Linked DNA regions of Homo sapiens: region 1 is linked to region 2. A link is a contact called in ENCODE Hi-C or POLR2A ChIA-PET data. All regions are on one chromosome and are shown on one strand. Each heading gives the region's core, a stretch centred on a gene start or an enhancer-like site at or near the end of the contact. The rest is flanking DNA. Distances are from core to core; before and after follow the strand shown.

The links. Hi-C counts contacts between places; a loop is a spot of excess contacts on that map. ChIA-PET counts read pairs that join two places held with the same protein, here RNA polymerase II (POLR2A). Pooled maps may share reads with other maps.
Region 1: a map of naive thymus-derived CD4-positive, alpha-beta T cell shows a loop between it and region 2 (8-fold over the local background). The contact joins the promoter of MIOS here to the promoter of CYTH3 in region 2. A Hi-C loop is called at or near these places in 1 of 168 maps with a recorded cell type or tissue (naive thymus-derived CD4-positive, alpha-beta T cell) and 5 of 50 pooled maps. POLR2A ChIA-PET finds 5 or more read pairs at or near these places in 1 of 52 experiments (PC-9).

What each region holds. Positions count from the first base shown.
Region 1 is chr7:7,565,073-7,568,354 of GRCh38, reverse strand. MIOS (meiosis regulator for oocyte development) reads right to left here and starts at 1,471. Exons shown (of 13, transcript NM_019005.4): 1 at 1,283-1,471; 2 at 667-748; 3 at 232-329. MIOS-DT (MIOS divergent transcript) reads left to right here and starts at 2,290. Exons shown (of 5, transcript NR_110084.1): 1 at 2,290-2,441. RefSeq lists an enhancer at 681-750 and a silencer at 1,001-1,650.
Region 2 is chr7:6,271,001-6,274,205 of GRCh38, reverse strand. It overlaps CYTH3 (cytohesin 3), which reads left to right and starts at 1,582. Exons shown (of 13, transcript NM_004227.4): 1 at 1,582-1,732. The coding sequence starts at 1,699. RefSeq lists silencers at 1,355-1,714, 2,035-2,204 and enhancers at 1,523-2,244, 2,245-2,967.

The DNA.
Region 1 (3,282 bases), core at 222-2,721, 1.3 Mb before region 2:
TGTAATACTCCAAAACCATAAAACCGAGATAAAATCTATCCCATTTCCATCTCACAAAGCTGTGACAATCAACTGAAATGAGCTCTTCACATCACACAGATGTTAGTATTACTACCATTCCCTTAATCAGCCCTGAAAGTTAATGTTTTTTCCAAATTTTGGAGACATTAAAAAATTAGGTGTAGAAGGGGTGCGGTCTGCAATAATTACAGCTTGTATTTATATCCTCACCTTTCAAGTTTAACAAGTCTCACTTCCCATCAGTGATTTCTCAGCAAAGGAAAGCCATGCTGATTCTGTGTTCATTCACCAGAATATTTGCAACAGCACTGTCCAAAAGAAATACAGTGTGAGCCATATGATTTAAAAATTTCTAGTAGCCACATTTAAAAAGTAAAATTAGGTGGAATGAAATTTAAAAACACATTTTATTTAGCCAACATATCAACAGCATTATCCTTTCAATATGTAATCAATGCAAAAATTATTGAGGATTTTTACGTTTTTTTGGCACCAACTCTGGGAAATCCGATGTGTATTTTACACTTATAGCACATCTCAATCCCATGTGGCTACTGGACAGTGAAGTCCAACACATTAAAATACTACTCAGTGTACAAAGGATCCAACCACATGCTTTTTGATGTTGTCTTTTACTTTTCTTACCGTGGCAAATTACGAGAGCGGTTTCAAGAAATTTCCACCATCAGCATCTTCGAGGAGATGCACTGCACATATCCAAATTTCCCTTAAAATATACAAAAGGCCTGCAGTCATTTGCTAACCTATTCAGCAAAGTCCACAACATGTGTGAGGTTTCATTCATCCTCTTAATTTTCATTACTCATATGAGAAGAGAACAGAGCTCACCGGGAGACAGGCCGTTTAAGAAGTATAGTATTTAAGAGGGTACAACGGGAACAGGGCACGTTGCTATTCTAGGTAAAGCAGGAATCTGAGTCCGACTCTCCCGCTCCAGGCACCTGGCTGAGCCTCCCGGGAAAGGCTGGGACGCCGCTCCCCACAAGCCCGCCGCGGCGAAGGCTGTAGCGTGTTCCCTGCGCCCCGAGGAGGTCTCCGCAGGTCCCACGGCCGCCCGCAGCCCCCGGTGGCTCCCGCTGAGGCCCGGCCAGGCGGCCGGCCGCCCGGCGCGATTACCCTACAGCGCGGAACGCGCTCCCCGCCGAGACGCCCGGGCCTTTCAACTAGGCTATCTCCGGCCCCTCGCTGCGGCCGCGGCGCTCCCGAGAGTCGAGACGCGAACCGGGTCGCGCTCACTGACCTGAGGTGGCAGCGCGGCCGCCGCACAGCCGCTTCCGGCCGGGACACCGCCCCGCCCGCCGCAGGAGCCCGGACGCGGGCAAGATGGCGGCCGCGGCCGTGCGGCCCGTGACCTGGACCACTGGGCTGGGACCCACGACCCCACCACCACGCCTGGAGGACGCGCAGCGGCGCCTCGGCCTTGGAAGGGGAGTTTCCCAGCGCGAGCCCCGCCCTTCCCCGCCCGGGAGGCGCCTCGGGGCGGGGTCACTGGCCGGGAGGCCCCGCCTTCCGCCCGAAAGCGCCGGTGCACCCCGCAGGCCCTGCCCGTGGGTCCACAGGCCGGATCCCCGGGTTCCTAGGCTGGGACTGCTTCTCAGAACCACTCTGTCGTTTTTAAGCAGGGTCACACACTCTAGCTCACTGGGTCCATTTTAATTTCTATTAAACATTTTTTTTTTTTTGCAAATGATGTAGTAGGAGATCCAAGGTGTTTGGTTAATGATTTATTCACTCATTAGTCATTCCACAAACTTGTCTTGAGCACCTGTTATGTACCCAGCACTGTGCTGGAATGCTGAGGAGACAGGAGTGAAGTAAAAAGACATGGTTCCGGCAGGAAACAGGCAAGGAGAGCCTTGACTTGGTAGGGCTAACACAGTGCTACACAGGAGGGACGCCCGCTCGGTGTCGGGGGTCAGCAAAGCTTCCTTAAGGACCACTAGGTTGAGACAAGAAGGATGAGTATGGGATTAGCCAGGAAAGGGAAAAGGGCAGTGGGAACTGGAAGAGAAGAGCCTTCTAGGACTGGGAAAGAGCAAGTGCCGGGTCAGGAGAGAGGACATAGCAGTGAGGAGGCAGTAGGTATGGATGAATGAGCAGAGGAAGTGGGGAGAGATTAAGGTGCTTTCAGAAACGGGTTGGAAACCAGTTTAGTGAGTTTGGATGGCATTTACCTAAAGGCAATGTTAGAGTCATCGAAAGTTTTTAATCAGGCAAGTGGTATGATCAGTTTTTTGTTTTGTTTTGTTTTTTTTGAGACGGAGTCTGGCTATATCGCCAGGCTGGAATGCAATGGCGCGATCTCTCCTCACTGCAACCTCCGCCTCCCGGGTTCAAGCGATTCTCCTGCCTCAGCACCTCGAGTAGCTGGGACTACAGGCGCGCGCCACCACGCCCAGGTAATTTTTTGTATTTTTAGGAGAGATGGGGTTTCACCATGTTGGCGAGGGTGGTCTCATTTCTTGACCTCGTGATGCGCCCACCTCGGTCTCCCAAAGTGCTGGGATTACAGGCATGAGCCACTGTGCCCGGCCAGTATGATCAGTTTTTGCGCAGAGAGCTGGAGGGATAGAGTATCAGAATGAGGGATGATAGAAACGCAGGTTACCAGTGGCACGGAGAGTGGGCATGGAGAGAAGTGGGGGCCCTGGGGAATACTTAGAAGGCGGGATGAACAGAGCTTGGTGACTGACCAAGTGAATGACGGTGAAAGAGGATTCCAAGTTTTTTGTTCCCAAAACTGAGTGAATGGTGCTGCCTCAGGTGTCACGAGTCTGACCTCGAGGCAGTCTTCAGATGTCTGACAGTCTTTGCTTGTCTGTTCATGATTAAAAGTGGGTGGTCTTGGGCTTGTGGTGGTGATGGCTGTAAACAGCATAATGAGCTTAGTCCTGATGATCTTGGTGGCAGATGGTTTTGATAAGATGATGAGTTTGGGGAAAGTATTGCCTTTCCAATCCTGCCATTAGAAGAATGTAGGCTGAAGAAAGTGCTGTATTACTGAGAGGAGACATGACAGTATTCATCACTTCAAACACTATCTTGCCAATCTTCTCAGTGGTTTTGACCCTGGCCTCAAACCCCCACACAAAACCTCAGATCAATACAAATCTCTTCCTTATCCACTCCTACTATACATAGTTGAGGACAACTTTTCTGCTTGCACTCAGGAGATGACACTGCCTCCTACTTCAGAAAAGAAAATTAAAACTATTAGCTAGAATTTGCACAACCTCCCAC
Region 2 (3,205 bases), core at 333-2,832:
GGAGGTCAAGGTGGGAGGATCGCTTGAGTCCAGAAGTTTGAGACAAGCATGGGCAAACATGGCAAGATCTCGTCTCTAAAAAAGAATACAAAAATTAACCGATGCATGGTGGCATGTACCTATGGTCCCAGCTATTTGGGAGGCTGAAGTGTGAGGATCACTCGAGACACTGCATGCCAGACTGGGCAATAGAGCGAGACCCTGTCTCAAAAAAAAAGTGTCCCTCGTGGGTTTGGTTGCATGAGAATGCTTGGTGTTCAATTCTTGAGGTTATTAGAAGATTGAACTTTGAAATCATCCCGCAACCTTGAACCAAAAGGTGAAATTGTCCACTTTGATAGATGACAACGGAAGGATCCTTTGGTTCAATGGACAGCTTGTAAATATAAAACAGTTGCTGGAAAATTATATTAGAGATGAGCTATCTCCTCCATTACAATGTTTGCTTTTCTTTAATGCGATTGAGTTCCAACAGAAAGGCTTGGGAGGGGCCACAAGCAATGCTTCAGGAGTTACTGGAAGAGAGATATGGGGAGTGAGAGAGGAGATCCATCGATGTGGAGCAGGGGCCAGGGGAGGCCTTCTGCCCAGGAGGCCTGTGCTGAGGACCCTGGCTGTGCCCAAGGGAAACTGAATTCAGAGCTCCTCCTGCATCATAAATCCAGGACAGCTGGCAGCTCTCCAAGGAAGACTGGCGCTAAACTCCAAGGGCATCAGCCGCCAGATTGGCCAACCCCTACAATGCCCTTTGAGAGCTGAGCCCCAGGTGTGTTGAATCGGGATTCCGTTCCAACCTCATGACCACATTCATTTACAAGCCCTGCATTTTGTTAATTTAAAAATGCACTCACCAGGAGGGAAGGAGGAGAGGCTCCATTAAATATAAGACAGCTGAAAGGCTGGAATTCTTCTGACATGCATGTCTTAGGAAGGAGAAGGCCTGACCTTGTTCTTTTTTTTTTTGAGACAGGGTCTCACTCTGTCACCCAGACTGGAGTGCAGTGGTGCAATAATAACTCACTGCAGCCTCTACCTACTGGGCTCAAGTGACGTGACCTCCCACCTCAGCCTCCCCAGTAGCTGGAACTACAGGCACATGCCACCATGCCTGGGTCGCTATGTTATCGGGGCTGGTCTCCAACTTTTGTTCTCCAGCGATCCTCCCACCTCAGCCTCTCAAAGTATTGGAATACAGGTGTGAGCCACCGAGCCTGGCCAGGCCTGACTTCTGAATGCATTCGTTTCTTGATCTTTTACCCCGAGTGCACGTGCAAGTTGCACCCCTGGCCACTGGGTTTTGCAGAGTGTGGCGTTCCAGTGTCCGGGGCCCCACGCCCGTCCGCAGGCTACTGGAATGCTGAGGGCGAGGAGGCTTCGCTCCACGCACACCGGATCGGCCTGCACTTCAGGGGCCAGGTCTACAGCCTTCCCCAGCGCAGACGCCGCCGGCCCGGCCGGTTCCCGAGGGCGGGGCTGCGCGGCCTCACGCCCCGCCCACCGCGGGCAGAGGCGGGGCATGGGTCACGTGACGGCACGCCGACCAGCGAGGCCCCGCCCGGCGGGAGGAGGCCCGGCCGCGACCCGGGCCGCGCGCTGAGGAGCCGCCCGGTCGCCTGCGCGCTCCCTCCGGCGGCGTCCCCAGCCCGCGGCCCCTCTGCTGCCGGCCCCCGGCTCGCCGGCTGCGGGAGTGGCCTCAAGATGGATGAAGACGGCGGCGGCGAGGGTGGTGGCGGTGAGTGTCGGAGGTGTGGTGGGCTCGCCGGCGGCCTGGGGTCGGGGGCCGGGGGCTGGGGGTCGAGGGCGCGGCGCTGGGCCGGGGTTCGCCGGAGGAGACGGGGTCGGGGGCAGCGGCAGCGGCGTCCGCTGGAGGCCTGAGGCACGCCGGGCCAGGGCCGAGGCTGGGTCTCCGGGGGCCGAGGGAGGGGGCGGGCCGGGGTCGCCGTTCGGCGCTGGCGAGGGTCTGGGTACCAGGCCGGGGCTGCCGCGGGCTGGGGTCGCCCCGGAGTCTCGGGCCGGGGTTTGGGTGTCGCTCCTCTGGGGCGGGGGACCTTGCGGGGCGACCTTCCCCGCATCTTGTCGCCAAGGGCGTTCATGCCCTCCGGAGCCCGGCGTTTCGGACGCCCCCTTTCAGCTCAGGTGGGCGGAAGCGGCTGAGCCGGTGGGAAACCGGGAGGGGAAAGTTTTGCACTGGAGGCTCCTCGAGTGTACAGGACGGGAGGGCAGGGGAAACGGTTGGAAAGCGTGACAGTCTGCTTGGCTTTGGGTCAGAAACGGTCGCTGGATTTGCTCGAACGGGGAGGGGGCCAGCTGGAGTTCAGTTCAGGGTAGACGTTTTAGGAAACGGCAGACGCGACAGATTGAGCAAAAAACTCCGTGGAGCCGAGGGTGGGAGACACGAGCTGCACCCAGCACAGAGGCAAGACCGGAGAGCCAGGTGTGCCCGGAGCCAGGTGTGCTCCCGAGTGGGTCGGGTCGATGCGCGTCGTGGCCCAGGTGGTCTGTGTCTGACGTTCGGTTTCCTCTTGCTGGAGGAATCGTGTTTGTTGGAAATTATTTAGTGGAATACAAATGACTGCTGGGTCATGCTGGGAATTAGATTTTAAAAACAGAGGAACGTGCCTCTGTATGGAGTGGGTGTTCGCTTTGGAAAGCAAAGGGTTAATGCCCGTGTTTTTACAGGAACAGCCGAAGTTGAGGTTCTCTAGACTTTTTTTTTTTTTCCTGAAGATCTCCTTTGAGCTGACAGAGAAATCATCAGAATCATCAGAACCCCATGTAATAAGGGAGCAGTTTAGAGAAATCTTAATTACAGGCTGCCGGTGCAGCTGCCTGTAAGAATCAGCAGTATTGAATGCTTCAGGATGAAGTGGTTCATCATCAAGGTGCCTTCCAGAATTCAAGTGCTGCTCAGAGGGAGATGTTTTTTTGCTGAAAGACGCGATGCAGCCAGGATGGTGGGAAGTTGGCACCCGTCATGGCATTTGGCGAGTTCAGTTCTTATAGTTGAAGCTAGGGGTAGCACTGTGGCACCGAGTGGGTGTGTTGATGGGAGCGCTGTGGAACGAAGGCGCCCAGTTGCGAACCCTCCTACAGTCAGGCTGTCTGGAGCCATGAGATCCTAAGGAATGGGTTCCCGGTGGATGTCGTGTTTCCTGCCTGTCACAATTTGGGCATAGCTGTTTTCCCTTGTTAGAAAAGAAAGACA